Regions from separate parts of the Mus musculus genome. Here regions 1, 2, 3 and 4 are each linked to region 5. Evidence: chromatin loops called from intact Hi-C (ENCODE). Cell type or tissue: gastrocnemius. All regions are shown on one strand. Region 1 has its middle 2.9 kb from the start of Enpp5. Region 2 has its middle 40 kb from the start of Clic5. Region 3 holds the start of Clic5 (chloride intracellular channel 5). Region 4 has its middle 16 kb from the start of Clic5. Region 5 overlaps Clic5 (chloride intracellular channel 5).

Region 1 (4,000 bases), 180 kb after region 5:
TGTTTGTAGCCACGTTCTGTAAAGGAATTGAGCCCTTTGGTCTTAGCCTTTGGTGTATTTCTAATGAGGGGACAGTCTCAACTCTAGCCATGGGCACTTGCTAAATTGGGCGGCACTGCCCTGAAGGGCATTTGGGCACTCTGCCATGGGGATTTTTATCATTTTCAACACGTGGGAAGGAGGCGGAAAGGGAGGTTGTTTCTGCGTGTAGCCAGACCCAAAACCATGAAGCTGCACAACTTGTTCCGAAGCCCCAAGTCCTGACCTTTGAAACTGCTCAAAGTTGGAAGGAGGTGGTTCAGTCTAGTAAGTCCTTATCTCCCAGCCTAAGAAGCCAATTCCTTGTTCACTCCAAAGAAAGAAAACCTGGAAGAAAAAAAAATCAGGGGTGAGAATGGGCCTGTTTCTATGTGGGTCATTGAGAATTGGAGGCTCTGCTCACGTGACAGGCTGCCATGCTCTGCAAACTTTTTATGGAAGTTGGGATTGTTTCCCACCCGCCACGCTTACTAAATTGTACAGTGTAGTTGCTAAGCACAGCTCAGAACACAGAAGACAACTCTCCGCGGGCTCAGCGAGCTCAGGACCTACTTCTGGATCTCCATACAATAATGTCTAGTGGTCAACTGGTAGGCTTGAATATAACTCACTTTCCCAGTGGGCAGGGTCTGGCTCAAATAAGGAATGATTGTTGAGTTTTTGTCGACAAACTTCCTGCTTCCACATCTGTACTCTGCCAGTTGTTTGAATTTCTGTCCAGTCACAATAGCTACTGAGCAAGTTATGTCAGCATGGGTTAGAAAGGTTCCTTTATTTCAATGGAAATAGCAGGATAATGTCAGAAGTAGGGATGCATGTCTGAACACAGAGCAACAGGATTCACTTTCGTTTCACAGGCTTGGGGTAGGGAGGTCCCTCTACCTTTTAAAGTCCTCAGAGAAATCTGACATACATTTGGGGACTAGACCATTCTCTTCCCCAGGACTGTAAGGACATTGTGCTAGCACTGGAATAATGCAGTTTATAAAATAGCAAAAACAAAACCAACTAGCTGTATCAGAGAAGTCTTTTTTTTTTTTTTTTTTTGACCTAGAATTTATGGTAAGAATAACTAATTTTAAAGGCAGCGGGCAGGAGAGATGACTTAGCAGTAGGAAGAGCCTGCTGTTGAGTTGGTTCCTGGCACCCATGGCTATTGGGCAGCTGGGCTGGCTGGTTTTATGTCAACTTGCTATAGTCATTTTGGAAGAGGTAGCCTCAGTTAAGAAATGTTCCTACCTGCTTGGCCCATGGGCAAGCCTCCGTGACATTTTCTTGATTGACATGGATGTGTGAGGGCCAGTTCACTGGAGATGGTGCTCCCCTGATCTGTACTGGTCCTCCTGAATGCTTTAAGGAGGCAGCCGAGGAAGCCTCGAGGAGCGAGCCAGGATCATAGTATTCCCCCATGACTTCTCCACTTCCTGCTTTCCAGTTCTTGCCCTGACTTCCTTCAGTGACGGACTACAATATGGAAGTATAAGCTGAAACAAACTCCTTTCTTCCCAAGTTGATTTGGTTGTTGTGTTTTATCACAGCAGCAGATCCCTAAGAGCAGTGGCTCACAACTGCCTGTAATTTCAGCTTCGGGGGCTCCAATGCCCTCTTCTGGCCTTCTTGGGTAAGTGCACTAATAACAATAAAAACAAATCTGAAAGCAAAACCAAAAATAAACCCAACAACATCAGGTTCATGTTCCAGGTCACTGTACTATAAAAACAAACACAACAACAGAAACTAAAAGAAACCCCATTTCTTAATCCTTTATAGAACATTCTGCAAGATAGGGCTCTCATCAACTCAGTAAGCACAAGTATGCACTTGGACTGAAAGGCTTCTAGAAGTTACCGAAGCTGACCAAATATATTGCCCCCACCCAGGCTCCAGTGTGTAAGAAATAAGGACTGTGGAGAGAGACTCTCAGACCAGCTGAGCTGCCTGATCAAAAAGCAGCCCTTTAACCTGTTGACCCTCTGCAGGCTGTGCAGTGTGCTCCAGGGATCCAGTTTTCAATGGCTAACACCCACGACAGCGTGGCTTTTGGTGATGCAATTGTTGCTGTGTCATTTCTGCTTCTGTGAGCAACCCCTTGTCCATACTTCTACAAGTAACTCCAGCAAAGGTCTTTCACCCACTTGGATTTTGGTGGTATCCATGCTCTGCTTCTCTCATTGGTTCCTATTTGGGGTGAGTGGATTTTGTTCACATCTCTCTAGGAATCAGATCACATGACATCCTGAGATGGTGGAAGGAGAGGGCCAAGTCCTGATATATGGAAACTTTGATTTCCATACACACACTGTGGCCAGTTCCTTTCCTCCCTATCCCACACCATGGATAAATACAGTGCTAAAAATAAAAATTCTAGGCCACCTGTCTTAGTTAGGGTTTTACACCTGTGAACAGACAACATGACCAAGGCAACTCTTATAAGGACAACATTTAATTGGGGCAGTCCATGGCAGCTTCCAGGCAGGCATGGTGCAGGAGGAGCTGAGAGTTCTACATCTTCATCTGAGGGCCGCTAGTAAAAGACTGACTTCTAGGCACCTAGACCACCCATAAATGACACATTCCTTCCAACAAGGCCACACCTACTCCAACAAGGCCACACTTCCTACTAGTGCCACTCCCTGGGCCAAGCATATTCAAACCACCACACCATCCTAAATTACAAAGAGATACCTTGTCTAATTCCAGGTGGGTGGTAGAGTTAACAGTTCACAGGGCCATGCTGCCTACAAAGGCTCTGAGGAAGGATTGCCTTTGCCTCTTCCACACAACCTTAAGTTCTGCCTCTACCATCTCATGCTGGCCTCCCAAGTCCCTCTGTAGGATCACATACAGCTTTTTACTAGATGACAGCCATGAAAAGTGAGGTTCACTTTCTCTATAACCAATTAGACTTAATTACATATGCTAAGAACCTAGTTCCATGTCAGGTCACAATTTCAGAATCTGGTAAATTTTAATTTTCACAGGCCTAAACCAAGTACATTTAGTTAGTAGAGGCTTAATTTTACAGTCTAGCCTAAAGAAAAAAATAGAAAAATATCTAAAATGAAAGAAACGATAGTATCTAGTCAGAGAGATCATCTGGAGAGCATGCTACTGATGGGAAGGGCTTCTCCGCTACAGAAAACAGTTGACAAGTTTCTTAGGACATTAAATGCATGCTTACTAGTCCTGGGTATTTATTTGAGAAAAAGCAAGATGGAAACTCACTAAAAAACATACATATTTTTATAGCAATTTTATTCATAAAAATCTAGAAACAAGGCAGATATCCCTCAGCGGGTAAGTTGTTAAATTATGATGTGTCCATAAGTGGAATACTATTAAGAAATAACAAATAAAATCTGGTGACACAATATAATTGAGTATCAAAAGCGCTACACTAAATGAAAGAAGCCAGGTGCAAATAGAAACACACCGCACAGACTCATTTATGTTAACACTCTAGAAAAGGCAAGGAAATGGTGATAGGAGTTAGAAGGTGGAAGTTGGGAGAGGCACTGGCTGTAGAGCCAGCCAATGATAGTCACCTCTCGTGGTGGAGTTTGGTTTGCAATGGTGCTTACATGACTGTGTGGGCTGATCTGATTCATATACTATGTGCATGAAAATGTTTGCTATGGAAAGTCTGCCTCAAGGAACTATCGTGACACAGCCCCACCTCACAGTGACCCCCTTAACCTCCCATCAGGAGGTAGCTCTGATGGTGTTTGACTTGCAATGTTATTTTTTTCTTTATGAATAAATCTATGTTAATCCAGCCTGCAGGATCAGTAACAGACTCCCTGAGCAGAGATTTCCCCCCCCCCCTTTTTTTTTAGGCTAGGGGTAAATCTAATTAATTAGCACCAATTCAAAATCTAGGCTGTATGAATCTAGGCTGAAAGGACAATTGCCTATTTGTGTGTGTGTGTGTGTGTGTGTGTGTGTGTGTGTGTGTGTGTGT
Region 2 (4,000 bases), 110 kb after region 5:
AAGTATAGGAAGTTACAAGGCTCACTAAATCCCTCCCTCCAAGATATATAATTAAAAAGCAACCGGCATGGGAGTGGATGCTCTTTGATGGGGTAGCCTACAGGTTGGGCACAGGGTTCCAGACACGCAGCTTTTTTGAATGAATCACTTGCCCACCTGTGCTGTGGTGGGCTTCTCAAGGATGCAGCTGCCTTTCAGCCAGCCCACCTCTGCAAATAACTCCAGGAAATGACTTGGTTCACCAAGGTAGACAAACTCATGTGGAGTCATTTGTCTATTCTGTCACTTGTATGCCCCCACCCCATCCCCACCCCCGGGTCTGGGATGAATAGATATTTGTCCTCCTTAGGAAAAAAAATATCATAAAAGCATTCTGCAATATTCTATCTTCTAAAGGATCCTGCTTCCCTATCCATTCTGAAATTCCCTGCCCATATGCCTGCCTACATACCAGATCAACCCAGATAGTCCAAGGCTCAAAAAGTAGTAGGGACGAAGCCCTTCCCACTCCACAAAGCATTACGTCTTCCCTGGCTGATGCTGTGTGAATCCACAGGACTGTCTGCATCCAACTCTGAAGTTCTCCCTCTGTAACGTCTTTCAATGCCATCCTTCCTGGAGTGTCTCCTTACTCCTCATGGGAATCACAGCCCTTAGCGTGTCCCACCTGAGATACCTGAGGCAGTCACTCCCCGGCTTCCACTCTCTTCCTATGTCTGGGATACTTGTGTGCAGATGTAATCAAGTGACTCCACAAGGTAAAATTCACCCTCTGTCATCTGGCCCTCTGAAGCTGGTGCCTGCTGCCAACGTTGATTTTTCAGTGCCATTTACTCTCCACTTTTCCAACATGTTCAAAACTATTTGCTGATTCCCAAACACCCTTTGACTCTTGCGGCTTTGTTTTACCTTCCCCCTGCCTCTCCAGCTGGATTTCTCTATAATGTTTATTTCCTGGGCTTCTTACTCCTTCTGGAGAAATCCCTTTTCACCTTTGCTTTGTACTGTGTTGTTCAGCCAGGGGCAGAAATGTCCCTTTTCTTGCTTATATAGAGAATGCTGGTAAGGCCTTGTGTATTTTGTGCGTGTGTTTATTCTACACAAAAATGGGCATACGCGTGGGGACTAGAGGTAAGCCCCAGGCATTGCTCCTCAGGAGCCATCCTCCATGTTTTTAAAATTAGAATCTCTCACTGAGCTAGTTGTCTAGTAAACTAGGCTAATTGACCTGTGAACCTCAGGTAGGGTTATCTAGTAAGCTAGGCTAACTGACCCGTGAACCTCAGGGATTCTCCCATCTCCAACTAACTCCCTGACATTGGGATTACAAAATCACACCACCCCATCCATATTTTAACATGAATGCTGGAGATAAAACTCGGTTCCTCCTGCTTGTGTGGTAAGCACTTTATCATTGGTTCTAGGTTCATTTCTGTTGCTGTGATACAGCGTCCTAACCAAAAGCAACCTAGGGAAGAAATAGTTTATTTAGCTAACTATTAACTTGGAGAAGTCAAGGCATGAATCCCACCAAGCCGCCAAGTACCACATCACATGCACCGGCAAGGAGAAGCATGTGCACCCATGCTGCCTTCTTGCTTATTTGTTTGGTTCTTTATGTGGTTCAGGGCCTCCTTTTTAGGGAATGGTGTTGCCCATAGTGGGCTAGACTCTCTTACATCAAGTAATAATCAAGACACACCACCCCTCCCCCCAGATATGCCACTGGTCAATTTGATCTATTCAATTCCTCACTTGAAGTTCTCTTCTCGGGTGACTCTAGTTTGTGGCAAAGTAACGTTTAGACTAGAAAGTCTATGGAGTAATCGTCTCAGCCCCTCATAGATTTTTTTTTCAATCTCAGCAACCTAATACTTGGCACATAACTGATACTAAATATTAATAACTTAGAGCTATAAACTTGAAATTATTTTTTGTTTGCCCTACCATGTTTGCTACTGATTCATAGCTACTGCTCTTGTGTCAGCCCCCTGCATCATAGACTCTAGGACCCAATCCTGCCCCACCTCTAGAATCAATTTCTAAATCATTCTCAATGGCAATCCTCTTGAGCCAGTTGGTCAGAGTCTCACAGACCGGGCCCCACCTTACCTTGCCTTTCTGCCTCCACACTGGCGGCATGTGAGGTGCAGAGTACAGGCACAATAAAAATTTATTGCTCTGCTGATTTAAGACATATAAAGAGGAACCTTAGAGAGAACAGGGGACCAATCAGATGCTCAGTCCTGCAACTATAAAATGTTGATTATGGAGTGAGGGCATTGTTGAGGCGCCACCTAGTATTTTCAGAGTCTATGGAACAACCCTTGTCTTAGCCTAGATAACCGTCTCTGCTTTACTTTTGTCAATTTTTTTTGTTTGTTTTTGGCTCTTATCAATATCTTTTTTTATATTCTGGGGAATGAAACTCAGGCCTCACGCATGCTAGGTACACTATATTATTGTGCTACAGCCCCAGACAGTTTCTCACCCTTTGAGTTGTCTTAGCTGCCTTGAACTCAATCTGTTGCCCAGGCTGACCTTAAACTTTCAACCCTTCTGCCTCTGCCTCTCTAGTGGCTGAGATTACAGGTCTGTGCCTCCTCCATGTCTGCTACCTCTCAATGATTCTTTATGAACACTGACTACCTGGTAAATTCTTGGGATTTAGGGGGAAAAGGTGGTCAAGCAAAGGACCCTCCTTTCTGTGGCCACACTTGGCCCTGGTGGCTGGAGGGGTGGCCCCTTACCCCTCTGTTTCTGAGGCCTCAACAGAGCCCTTAGCCTCAGAGATATTGCGCTAGTTCTCAGTATAGCCAGTGGATCCTGACAGCTTTGCTGTGGTTTGCAAGTGTCCATGGCAGTTGCATAGCTTTGCCTGAGTGGATATAATTTAAAGCTGGCCTGTTCCCACAAACGGACACTGTAGGCCTTGCTTACAGAATTGAACGGTTTTCACCAGTACTTTGTGTGCACAAACACTCTTCTAACTCATGAAGACCAGCCACTCTGCCTCCAACATTTAGGCAAAAAAATAAAATCCCCAGAAGGGCCTGTGACCACATAACTGACAGGTCTTCATGACAGAGATGAACTCTGGTCTGGTTACCCTATGAGACGCTCTGTGCTGACAGACGGTTCCTTGTCTGCATGTCCCAGTGTGGGCACACTTGAAGTATGGCCCATGGGATTGAAGAACTGACTCTTATTTTATCCCATTTTAATTAATTTACACAGAAACAGCTGCATTCTCTTGTGGCTGTCACTTGGAATCGTGTTGTTCTGGAAGAATGAAGCTAGTTTCTTGAGAGTTGCTACTGTGGATATTAAAATTATACCCACTGCATTCTTTCCTTTCACCACAGAAGAATAAAATCACAGGCATTTCTGTAGCCACAGGCCAGCGAACAACAGGCACTTCCTCCTGTTATTTGCTCCGGCCTTCCATATTGACCTTAGGTGTGAGCATTGAAACCTTGGAACATTAGATGTTTGCTAAACAATGCACCCTCTTACTTATTTCAGTGGTTGCCATGTGACTGTTGCCTGCAAGCCCTCTCAGTATAGCTGATGGCTTTTAACAGACCTAGTACTTATTGTTGATCCAAAGGCTCTTTCAAGGAGCAGAAAGGACTCAGTTACAAAGCACAAAGGGGGCATGGCTTCCAGCCCGGATGGCCGACATTTGTCACTACAAGCATAAACAAATCACTTAGTTTCAGATGAAAATGCTATCCACGCAGGCGAAATATGTGTATATGCATGTTTTAGTGGAAAGAAGACAGCATCTTTAACAAGTGGTGCTGGCTCAACTGGTGGTTAGCATGTAGAAGAATGTGAATTGATTCATTCTTATCTCCTCGTACAACGCTCAAGTCTAAGTGGATCAAAAAACTCCACATAAAACCAGAGACACTGAAACTTATAGAGGAGAAAGTGGGGAAGATCCTGGAAGATATGGGCACAGGGAAAAGATTCCTGAGCAGAACATCAATGGCTT
Region 3 (4,000 bases), 67 kb after region 5:
GGGGATGACTATTTTCTGATTTTCTAGGCAGCTACCTAGAACCACATGAATGCCCAGGGACTGTTTAAAAAAAAAAAAAGGAAATCAAGGTCATTTGGGGAGTTCAAGTCTAGCCTGGGCTACATGATATGCCAGTAAATGAAGAGAACAAGGACTGGCATCTTAGCATTTGAGCAGGGCATTTCCCACACCCTTTTTGAGCGCAGGCTTGCTCAGTGGCATCATGACACTAATCCCCCCCCCCTTTTTCTTTCCTGAGCTACTGGAAGGGAGCAGACTTCAGCTCACCAATGGCTGTGACTATAATATTGGAAGGTCCCGTGGGGTCATAATTAACTGTTTTCTTCATTTTACATAGGAGTGAAATAATCTTCATGAATAAAGATGGGACGCTCCAGTGAGTGAGACAAGCTCTCGCTGCACTTCACATGCCCTAGGACGCTGCCGTGTATCTACTGCAGTAGACACAGATGAGCGCTTCACGTGCCCTAGGATGCTGCCAGGTATCACTGCTGTCTCACTGCAGTAGACACAGATGAGAAGTACTGTGCATGGCAGGGCAGCACGAGTCTGTGAGACTCACAGGACAATAGTTTAGATGGGCAGACCCAGTGTTGTACTGAGCAGGGGAGGGCTGGTCTTTAACAGGCTGTTGAAAATGACCCACATCATGGCTCCGGGTAGGGCATCCTCTACCTGAGTTTCTTCATAAGAACCAACCAATCCTCTCCTTCAGAAAACACCTCTGCTACCCAACACCAGATGCCAGAGACTTTCTTTCGATGGGAATCCAAAATGGAGGCCCTGCAGATTTGGGGGAAAGTCTGATTCTACAAGTGAGCCAGAATCCTGCTCCTCTATAATGACACCATTGGAGGCTCAGAGAAGCACCCTCACCTCACACACAGGTTATTCAAGGCATGGTTTCTCAGTATAGCTCTGGCTGTCTTGGAACTTGCTCTGTAGACCAGGCTGGCCTGGAACTCAGAGATCTGCCGGCCACTGCCTCCGGTGTGCTAGGATTAAAGGCGTGCGCCACCGCTGCCCGGCTGACCCAGCTTTTGTGTTTCCCCTGTGGTCATAACAGTAACCAGAAGCTCAAAAATGAGGATGGGCATCGAAAACATCTCTGCCATCAATCTGGTCTCAGAGCCACAAAGGCTCTTACTATGTGCTTTTCTTTAAGTGAGCAGGTGGGTGACAGCACGGGCATTCTAGAACTCTTTTGGGGGCCACTTGGGCTGTGGAGTAAGCGTTTTCATACAAGTAGACAAAATCTCCGAACGCTGCCAACGTGAAATTCCAAAGACACAGGTAGAATTGGTCTCCACGCTTAGTGCAGGGCAAAGGGCTCCTTTGGCTCAAAAGAACCAATTTGTGTCTGAAATATCGCTCAGGGAACCTGACACTTGAAGCTCCTACTCCCAGGGAACCTGAGTAAGCCCAAGACTGGCTCTCAAGGAAAGCGGCAAGGTTTTCTGAACGCAGCATCCAATCACCCTCCCTGCTATGGGCCTGGGCACCCAGGCCCCCACGGCCCCATCCTGCTCAGACTGGGAGGCGATCTAGCCTTGTTCTTACCTAGGTCTGCCAGCACACCCAAAACTGCTGCCTGGAGATTAGCAACATCACTTTGTAGACATAAAATAGGTTGCAACAGATTATCTATATTAAACTTTCAATATGTATATTGAATTGTGTGTGTGTGTGTGTGTGTGTGTGTGTGTGTGTGTGTGTGTGTGTGTGTTTCAAAAGTGTCAGAGAAGAGAAGATTGTTATTCGGGTTTACACAAACTTAAACCCTTCTGCTGAAGTCTATTCAACTCGTTTAGAAACAGGTGGTTTAAGCAAATTAACACCTTTCTGCTTCCAGGTTATGTGCACGACCTTTAGACCCAGTGTGTTTTCAGCGCTCTGCACTCTATTCTTGGAAAACAGCACTAGAGGATTTTATTCCCATTTGTGAAAGCCCTAGGTAATCAGGCAGTAGAGTTCGCCCCTCCCCCAAGGTCCTGGCGACTCTGCAGCCCAGCCCAGGGCTGCTTTCCTCCGCCTCAGGTTTCCCGGGTTCTGCTTCTGCAGTGTCCCAGCAAGGAGGGCTGATCAAATGTTTCTGCCTACACCTGCGGACCCGGCCTCCAGTCTCCCGCAGCTTGCAAAAGAAAAAACATTAGAGCTGCTGTCTGGTGTCTGCTACTGCTCAGGGGAGCGCCCAAGAAGCAGGGGGGCGCTTAATTTGGTTCTGCAAGAAGCTGTTGCTTTGCAGCCCAAGTCGAAACTGACAGGTCCCCTGGTTACCTGAGACGGTCCTGTAGAGTCATAATGACAGTGATAATAACAGCAGGGAACTGGGTGTTCATTTTTTTCTCTCCTCTACAAGTCACAAAGCAAGAAAATAGCTTTGTGGCCTTCGCTTTTATTTTAGTGTTTCTGAGTAAAACAAGAGAGGGTGGGTACTAGAAAATGCTGTTTTTGTTGTGCCAAAGAGGATCTCTCTCTCTCTCTCTCTCTCTCTCTCTCTCTCTCTCTCTCTCTCTCTCTCTCTCTCTCTCCCTCCCTCTCTCCCTCCCTTCCTCCCTCCCTCCCTCCCCCCCCCCCTCCGCTAAAGAAGAAAAGTTTACTAGTCTAGCCAGATTCCCCTGTCCCTATATCTGGAGACATCTTTCAACTTGGCCAAGATCCCTTCCCTTGGAGCTCAGGATCTGCTCTTCCCTCCGAGCTCAGGATGAGGGACGGCAACCTGTCCTACAATGTTTGGTAGACTACGGGTTAACTCTTCAAGAAGACAGCCACCTGCCAGATCGAAACTCACACCCTTCTCCGGAAGCCCCTGGCAGAAAGGCCACCGGCAGGACCAGGAGGGCGCTGGACTGTGCTCCCTAGGGAGGGTCTCAAGTCCCAGAGGGACCTGCGTCCTGACACTTGAGATCTCCTCATCTCCAGCCCGGGAGGAGGCCCGCGAATGCCGACCTACCTTCACGAAGAGCTCGATCTCGGGGTCCCTGTCGTCCCCATTAGTTGTCGCTGAGTCCGTCATGCCGTTGGCGCCCCGGACCACGGTCCCGGGCCGGAGAGGCGCCACCTCTGCAGCACTTCAGGCTCCTGCTCACAGCGGGGGCCTCTCTTTTGCACGGTGTTTAATGTTTTCTTTTTTTAAGACTACCAGTTTCTCATCAATTTCTCCAAGCAAGGACAGCGATGCCTGAGAGATCAGAGTCCCAGGTGTCACGCGGAAAGAGAGGACTCCAAGAGCCAGCAGGGGGCTAAAAGGAAAAGCGAGCTAAGGGATTGACAACAGGTCCCAAGAGCAACAAGTGCCTGACTGCTGGGAGGTGTCACAGGATCCGAGACTGTCAGCGATCCCGCGCCGCTGCCGCGGGTGCGCCCAAAATAGACCACGGCCGCGGGGCGGGGTCAGTCCGGGCGGGGACTGGAGGGAGGGGGACACCCTGGGAACTCAGCATTCGTTGGGCCCAGTCACATAGGAGACCCCTCAGTGTACGAGCTCAGACAGAGCTAAGAATGTTCTGAAGGTCATGAGGGACAGAAAGAGTGGTGTACAGAAGATGATTTTCAAGGTTTGTTTTTTTTTTTTATTTTTAAATTTTTGTTTTTTAATGAAGAGGTTCAGTTAGTCCATCAAAATCACGCACTTACAATAGCGTGGAGCGAAGAAAAGATCCTGAATTCGCTGAGCTTGCCATTTTTGCTCTGTGCAAGTGGAGAGGGAGTGGGCCAGGAGCAGGGGAGAGGCTGAGGGGTGAGCCAACCAGTAAGGTGCTGGAGTCAGAGATCTGCAGCTTTCAACTTTGTGGGGTTTTCATTCCCTTGCTTGGTTTTATTCTCCTCTGCTTTCTTATTCTCTCTCTCTCCCTCCTCCCTGTCTCCCCTCACCTCCTTCTCCTCTTCCTGGTCCTGCTCCTCCTTCTCTCTCTGCCTCTGTCTCTGATTCTGTCTCTGATTCTGTCTCTGATTCTGTCTCTGATTCTGTCTCTGTCTC
Region 4 (4,000 bases), 84 kb after region 5:
CAAAAAATAAATTCATGTTCACACAGGATAGGTGAGGGCTGACAGAGGCCCTCTTTCAGATATTACAGCTGGCTGATACAGGAGACTATCCATGTGCTCTTGGCCTTGATGGTACACCAACATGGCCCACTGCAAGCAAATCTCTGGTAGGTGGACTTGGTCTGTGTCCAAAGAAAAAAAAACTTGAGCACTGGATCACCACATAGCCCATTGTCATTCAGTGGGAAACGTGGTGCTTCTGGGCTTCCCAAGCTCCTGTTGTGAATTCTAAGGGCATTGGAGGTCCAGGCTGGATTTCATTTGAGATATGCAGTTGTAATGGGGCCTCTCCTGGACAGAGGTTTTACTCCGGTAACTGCGGCTGCTTGTGGGTGAACCATGAAGAAATCTAATGCAGTTTCTGCTTGAAACTCAATACCACCGGGATGCATCTGTTTGTTTTAAGAGGTTTATTCTCAGCCTTAGCCACACCTACTGATATGAATGATGGTGCTATCTGATGAGTTTGTCTCTTTGGAGTTCCAGGATCCTCAGGGCCAACATACCTACAACTCTGCTCTGACAGCCTTCCTGCTGAAACCTTCTCCTTGACCCACATTTTCCTTCCCAGCTAGTGATGTCACCATGTATTTCATCATTCAAACTAGAAGCAGAGCTTATGATTTATGAAATCCATCTGCCAACCCCACCTCCAAGTTTCTGTTTATAATCTGTCACTTTTTGATGCCCATCCCACGTTTCTGTTTTACAGCATTGCTCCCCACACCTCGCATCCTCACACTCCAGCATCCCACAGTAGATGGACCAATGCTGTCTCCTGTCTACAATGACCTCCCAGAAGCCCTTTCTTGGGTCATTTTCCAATTCACATTTTCTGTCACTGTCACTCTTTGTCAGAGTCAAGCATCTCAGACCAATGGAGAAGGGGAGAGGAAAAGCAGGAAGCTGGTGATAGGGACATTCAGGGACTGCAGTCTCCTGCTTCACACTGGTTTTGGAAAAATTCATCTCATTGGCCCCAGTCAGGATTAACTCTCATTAATGAAGAAACCTGTGCAGCTGCCAGTCTCCTCAGAGCTCTTCTGGCTCTACTCATCCAGGGCTTTGCTTTTCTGAAGCACTGGGTTTAAAGAAGAGGCCACTGATGTTGCCAATTTGGGTTTGCTTTTCAAGCACCAGATGGGCTTGCTATATCAAAACTGTTTGCTTTCTTAGGTTCCATAGCGAGAGGTAAACTCCTGAGAGAAGTTCACTAAAATCACACTCACAATCTAAGGTAGAGGCAACTCTACAGCATTGTATACTCTGTCCATTGGGTGATGAATTGTCACCAGATGTCTAAATAGTAATTCAACCTAAATGAGAAAATATTATGAAGACTTTATAGGGAGGAAGAATATCCCGAGTTAAAGGTAGATGATATTCATCACTAAGAAGCCAAATGTTTTTCAGATAAACTTTCTGTTAGTATGAGCACAATTAAACCTTGTATGGTACAGCCTATAAAATGTCAAGTATGGGTCTTAAGATGCTTCTAGAAAAACATGGTAAAGGAAACAGGAATCTACCTAGGGTTTGTGTTTTAAATTGTAGACACATGGCAATGGTGGATGCTTAGTTCACAACAGAAAAAAAAAAAAAAAAAAAAAAAAAAGGTTCAAACTGTAGCCAAGGCTTCAAGCCTGGAAAAGGTTATACAAAAGCAAGAAGTAATTATGTGGCTGAGCAGAGTTTAGTCAGCAAGGTGCTTGAAGCACATAGTGACATAAGTTTGAGCCTAGCAACAATGTAAAAAGTCTGGCGTGATTCAGGGCATTTATAATCCCAGCACAGACTTGGGGGTGGGGGTGTGGCAGAGAAGGAGGGTCCCTGAGGCTCAATGGCGGGCTAGCCTACCCTAATCAGCAAGCTCCAAACCAATGAGAGATCCCCCATCTACAAACCAAAAGGGAAGGGGTAGAGAGGCAGTTCAGTGACTAGGAACCTACCCATGTCAGGTGTCAGGTCGCTCATAATCACCTGTAACTCCAGCTCCTGGAGCCCAGCGCCCTCTTCTGGACTCCATGAGTAACTGCACTCACACAAGCACATATCACACATGGAAACATATTAAAAAGAAAACTAATCCTTAAAAAAATAATGGAAACACATGGCTTATGAAGAACAGTGTTCAAGATTATCCACCAGTCTACACATACATGCTTAAAACATGTACTCACACACACATGCACACACACACACACACGAATATGTACCCATACACAGTCACATAAAAAAGGAATCACTGGGTGGTTCATGAGGACATCAGGTCGCATTACAGAGACTGGACTGAATCCACACTGTAATAAATGTTAGTCAGAGCAAAAATGATCATCGTAAAAAGAAAACCAATGCAGAATCAACAGATCGTTTTCAAAAAAGAAGAAAACAAACAGTTCTGCTTGCCTAATGGACAGTTAGACAGAGAATGCATGTGTTAGCAGGCCACTGGGATTGCTCAGCAGTAAAGGGGCTTGCTGCCAGACCTAATGATCTGAGGTGGATCCTTGGGCTCCAATGGTAGAAAGAGAGGACCAACTCTACCAAGTTGCCCTCTGACCTACATATACATGTCATGGCATGCATACACTCATGCATGTGCGTGTGCGTACACACACACACAAACACACACAAAACCACACACATACTCATGCATTATTTACACACTCACAAATAAATAAAAAACATAAAACTCTTTTGAATACATGTTAGGATATAAACAATTAAAAGAGCTTTAAAAGACAATATGAGGAAGTTGGAAAATCACATGTTGGTAATGTTTTAAAGATAGCCTTAGTTTTAACAAGCAGAGCAGTGACCCAATTATCTAAGGTTATGAGTCAACTCATTCAAAATGAGATCATAGGAAATCAATGGCGAGTGTGCACGCAGGGAAATATCGACAATAAATCACCACATGGGAAGGTGTTCAGTCTCATTAACTAGTGAAACAAAAACAAGAGAGTTTTTAACACTACCACATTCCGATCACAAGTCAGCATTAAAACTCTGTACTGCTCTTCCAGAAGATCCAGTTCAACCCTCAGCGCCCCCATCAGGCAGCTCATGACTGCCTATAACTCGGCCTCCAGGGACATTTGATGCCTCTGGTCTCCATACTCATGCACATTCATGCACACAGACCCACATATACACAGAATTAAAAAGGAAAAAAAAATCTCAGGAAAAAAAAACAACAACATAATCTAAGAGGTTGGGGAGGAAGCTTGGTCTACAGAGCACTTAGCTAGCATGCAGGAAGCCCTGGGCATCTTATCAACTGAGCAGTGATTTGGCCTGCAGTCATTGAGACAGGCAGGTCAAGTTTAAGCTTGGGGTGGAGAGAGAACTTAGTGTTTGCTATGCAGACATGAATACCTGGGTTCAGAGCCCCAAAATTCATGTCAAAAGCTGGGTGCTGCAGAGAGCACCTGAGACCCTAAAAATCTGGGGATAGTCCAGCCAGATCAACAAACTCTTGATTTTGTTGGAAAGTCAGTCTCACCAAACCAAAGTGGGCAGAGGAGGCACTTCCAAGGCCCCAAACCTTGCTAAGGAACTATTGCCAATTGATGGCTGCTGTCAGAAAGAAAGTTACTTTCCTTTGGGTTGCAGGCATTGGCAGGTGGCCAGCGTCCTATTGGATGACCTTATGGGCATGTACTCAGGACAGCATTAATTGGATTCAAAGTTGAAAGGGAGATACTTTGGTGAAGAGGGTCAGGGTAGTAAGAGAGAGGGAATGACGGGACAGATATGATTAAGATACATCGTATATATCTATGAAATTGTCAAAAATTAAATACATTTTAATTATCACAAAAACCATACTGGACATGATTGGAGGATGGCATTTGATACTAACCATGTATACAACCATGTACATACACATAATAATAATAATAATAATAATAATAATAATAATGGTAATTATTACCATTATTATTATTATTATTATTAT
Region 5 (4,000 bases):
TTAAAAAAGTAAGAGAAATCGCCTTCCCGGGAAGATCTCATCCAATGTGTTGTGTCACCCTGAAATAAGTGAATGGAAGAATTTTTTCTGTTTAATTGAGATCTACTTAATACAATGTGTAAGGAGGTGTGTGAGGACTTTGCTAGTGTGCGTGTGCGTGTGCGTGTGTGTGTAGAAAGAGGGGAGGGGGTTAAGAAACTTGTTTGTAGACTGCACAAATTTAAGAGATCTGTCACCCACGGTGAGGCAACACTAGCCACAGGTAAAGGAACATACAAGTTTTGTGCAAATCATTCATCTAACGATCCTTTATTCCCTAGGTGTTGATCTGAGGCCAGACTAGGCCAGCAGAACTCTTTCTGGTCAGACAGCAGGAAATTCCTCCACACGAATGGCGTTGGTGGTCTGCACTCTACCCTAGTCCAGGAGCCCACACAGCAAAATCTCACTAATGAATGAGCCCACCCACGCAGGACCCACCACTCCTCCCCCCTCCTCCCACCAGAGCCAGCCCCATTCAACACCCTCACACCACCGCCGACCACCTTCCTCACTACTACCCAAGGATTCATTTTGCTTCTGGAACAAACTTTGTTAAAATTAAAATCACAGAAGCCTCCTCAATAAGGAACCAAACCAAAGACTCTCTGGGGGGAACCTCTGGGCAGCTCCTGGGAGGTGCCACAGGAAGTCACGCCCCTCTCGCTCTCAGCCTCCAAGACCCTCGTGGAAGAAAAGACTAAGGGCCTGGGGCCTGCCAAATCTTGGAGGTGGGTCCCACAACGCTTGGGTTGTTTGTTTTTACTTGCAAGAATGCTAATCAAAGCACACCGTTAACCTAACCAACCAACAAAATATCGGGATCTGGCAAGTGGCGGGCAGGGGATCCAGGGCCAGGCAGCCCGGAGAGTTCCTCTGTGGCCGACCTGCTTATTTTGGAAGGAGAACCTTGGAGGGTCTGGCCACCCAGGAACCCAAAGATAACCACATGATGGCAGCCCGCCTCACCTCCACTCAGGGCTTCTTTCAGCCTGAAGTCTGTTGTTCCAAGTTGGTACCAAGTCTTGATCTCTAGCGGTAGCAGCAAGTAGTCCCAACGGAATGAACATGAAGCCTCCAGACACAACCCTGCCTGACCCCTGCAGGGCCTCTGCGCCCACATTCCCCACAATTCCTGCTATCTTGAAGTCCGTTCCTTTATCTTTTCTCCAGACCCTGGAGGTTAGGGGGTTGAGTAAGTAGAGGCTGGGCACAGGCCTAGAAAAGCCAGGCTATCACACTGGGGCCAGGGTATGAGAGGACGCTGGGAAGAAGGGAAGATTTAAGTGTCTTGTTTTTGGTGTCCTGAACACACACATACTATTTTTACTGTGGCTTGCCACATTCTGGGAATGGGGGGAGGGGGGTCAGGAGTTAAGCTGGCTTCTGTCCCCAACAGCAGTGTGCATTCATGACACTCTGGGGCAGGTGCGGGCTTTGATATAGGGACTCGTTAGTTCTAAACTAATGGCCCTCCCAAGCTGCTCAAAACCTTTCCAATATTTCTCTGTTTTAGGCCAAAGAAGTTTGTAAAGGTTCAGAGTAGTGGGAGAGAAAGCAAGAGACAGACTGGGTGCAGCTTGTCAGGGTCTGTCAGGCCTGGTAGGCATATCCTTCCCTAAATATGGAAGGTAGCTGGGAGACATGGTTTGTTTTGGAACTCCCAAGTCAAGACTTTCAAGTCTTCGGAAGTTCGCAGATCCTCCAGCTTTCCCGGGACTGGTTTCTCTTCCTACCAGCAGAGGGCAGCACACGCCTCTCTATCAGTGGGAAAGGCCAGCAGCAGAGGGCAGCCACAGAAACCGCAGCCACAGCTGCCTTAGTTAGGTGCTGTTGGTGTGCAAGCAAGTGTTTGACTGATGCAACAATGCTACAGGGGAAGGTATTGTTTCAATCTCCTCACCGCAGACTGGAGTCCAGAGACTACATGAGAGAGAAATGGCAACATTCCAGAGTGAGCCCACTGCTCACTGCCCAGTATGCTGTCCTAAGCTAACGTTGATCTTTATTTTTTTATTTTTTGGATAGATAATTGAAGGGCAGGGAGGGGGAGTGAAAAGAAAAAAATATTTTGTAACATAGCAAAAGGGCGTGAAGTTAGTATTTCAGGATCCACAGATAACGTTTTGTTGAACACAGCCACATACACTTGTTCGTGGATTGTCCGGAGTGCTCAGAGATCCCAAGGACCTTGCTGAGTCTAATTAAGTGACAGTTCATACAGTTTGCCCAATCCACACTTTTTCCTATCTGACCCCTCACAGAAAGATCGAATTAGTCCTATCCTAAGACTAGAGTGCCTGCAACCCCCACAGACACGTAGAGCCAGAAAATGTCATGACATGGGCCTGGGGCTGCAGCAAAGCTTCATGGGCCTTCCAGAGAAGAAATAGGCTTGGGGTGCAGAGAGAATGGGAGTCAATACATGTTGAGGGTGCAGCCCAAAGTCAGGCCAGAGCCAGGGCTTGCACGGAGAGAGAATACAAAAAGTGTCAGCTAGCCTGGCCTGGACTCACCGGGAGGGAAGGCAAAGCACAGAAGGGGGAGCTAAAGAAATCAGAGACAGCAGCCCCTTGCTCAGCGCTCAGCATCTGGGGTTCAAGTCACGAATGTTTGTTATTCTTAGGGGAGCTTGGTTTGTTTTTATCTGCAGGGGGAACCAGGTTACACTGGCCGGGAGCCTTATTTTTGCTTTGTCTACTTGGAAGTTCTGAACCATGCTGGTAGCCCGTCATGCCTGTCAGGCAGGCAGTTCTGGGTGGTGCTAGTCCTGGCTTATATCTCACACACACACACACACACACACACACACACACACACACACACCATTTAATACACCTCTCCTGTTAATTTTTTTCTCACTTTCTTCCAGTGAATGGTGCTTTACTTCGAGGAGCAAAGAGACTTTCTAGAACAAATGGAGAATCCATTTTAAATAGAAAAGTTCCCCAAGACAGAAAGACATGGGAGAAGAAATAAGAGAGAAGTGGAACCCAGAACAGAGATGAGAAGGGGGAATTCAAATAGGGGAAAACCACACTCAGCTCAGAGATGTATGGTCAGAGTATAAACCAATGGAGTAAAACCCTCAAACTGTAGATGATTTACAGAGTCCACACTCGGAGGCTACAACTGAGGGTTTCAGCCCCTTCTCAGGAAATGAGAGCCCTCCCCACACCCCCAGAAGTGGGATCTTCAGAGTTCCCCACTCTCCCATCTCTGTGGCATGTCCACCGAAACTGGGGACCGAAGACGGTGACGGTCAACCAAGGGGAACAGAGCACCAGATCTTGGTCTCAGTCTAATGCATACGAATGCCTGTTCCTTGCCAGCTAGAAAGAAAACACAGGAGAATCCGACCCTCTTCCCCAAAATGGGGATGGTAATTCTGGGCAGGAATGTTAACTGTAGCTGAGGGAAACACGATAGGGTTGGAAGGAATAAAAAGGGACTCGCAAATGAGTTAATAAGAATAGAGAATTAACCATGTGTGTTCCATCCCTCACTAATTTCCTGGAATGCACCATATGGTACAAGACATGAAATGTGTCCTGGGAACCGATAGGTTTGAAGGGCAAGGAAAAGAGAGGTTGTGAGGAGCAGGAAAAGCCGGCGACCACACCTAAATTACAGTGAGTAGCTAAACGGAATCTGAGAGAGCCAAATGATTTGGCAGAGAGTCCAGGCTCCGTTCTGATGGCGGGTGGGAAGCTGAGTGCTCAGGAGAAGCCTGCATCGTCCTGGGAGATGGCAGGGAGCAGCGTAGATATTGGCTGAAGTACAGTGTAAAAGAAACCCCTCCAGGGAAGAGGGGAACCCATGGAGAAGAATTGAGGTCCCAGCAGAACACATGCCATGCCCTTGCAGTGGGAACAGGCAGGGCTGCTTGGACTACTAAGCCTCTGCCCATCAAGGCTCATCTGGAGCTCCCTGTGCCCTGGTTGCATCTCCTAGGAGGGAG

Evidence for each region. Hi-C counts contacts between places; a loop is a spot of excess contacts. Peaks named below come from ENCODE experiments on the same cell type or tissue, not always from the same donor. Only the 100,000 strongest peaks of a DNase experiment are listed, where the experiment ranks them.
Region 1: it touches region 5 in a loop (4-fold over the local background); 14 of 42 quality-filtered maps call a loop at or near these places.
Region 2: it touches region 5 in a loop (10-fold over the local background); 27 of 42 quality-filtered maps call a loop at or near these places.
Region 3: a loop joins it to region 5, with 2.1 times the contacts of the local background. A loop is called at or near these places in 8 of 42 quality-filtered maps.
Region 4: it touches region 5 in a loop (3-fold over the local background); 10 of 42 quality-filtered maps call a loop at or near these places.

The regions. Positions count from the first base shown.
Region 1 is chr17:44,073,882-44,077,881 of GRCm38, reverse strand. No RefSeq gene overlaps it. Among named protein-coding and RNA genes, the nearest start is that of Enpp5, 2.9 kb to the left of the region's middle. In gastrocnemius, a CTCF peak has its summit at 1,653 (motif pointing left); no DNase peak of the experiment used is centred here; H3K4me3 peaks cover 935 bases; H3K27ac peaks cover 1,138 bases.
Region 2 is chr17:44,146,819-44,150,818 of GRCm38, reverse strand. It overlaps a transcript of Clic5 not described here. Among named protein-coding and RNA genes, the nearest start is that of Clic5, 40 kb to the left of the region's middle. In gastrocnemius, no CTCF peak of the experiment used is centred here; no DNase peak of the experiment used is centred here.
Region 3 is chr17:44,187,936-44,191,935 of GRCm38, reverse strand. Clic5 (chloride intracellular channel 5) reads right to left here and starts at 3,364. Exons shown (of 6, transcript NM_172621.2): 1 at 2,975-3,364. The coding sequence starts at 3,037. In gastrocnemius, a CTCF peak has its summit at 3,244 (motif pointing right); DNase peaks (open chromatin) are centred at 2,066, 2,938 and 3,322; H3K4me3 peaks cover 4,000 bases; H3K27ac peaks cover 4,000 bases.
Region 4 is chr17:44,170,172-44,174,171 of GRCm38, reverse strand. It overlaps a transcript of Clic5 not described here. Among named protein-coding and RNA genes, the nearest start is that of Clic5, 16 kb to the left of the region's middle. In gastrocnemius, a CTCF peak has its summit at 2,057 (motif pointing left); a DNase peak (open chromatin) is centred at 3,660.
Region 5 is chr17:44,254,608-44,258,607 of GRCm38, reverse strand. All of the region lies in intron 4 of Clic5 (chloride intracellular channel 5), which reads right to left. Among named protein-coding and RNA genes, the nearest start is that of Clic5, 68 kb to the right of the region's middle. In gastrocnemius, a CTCF peak has its summit at 1,781 (motif pointing right); DNase peaks (open chromatin) are centred at 1,786 and 3,736; H3K27ac peaks cover 2,852 bases.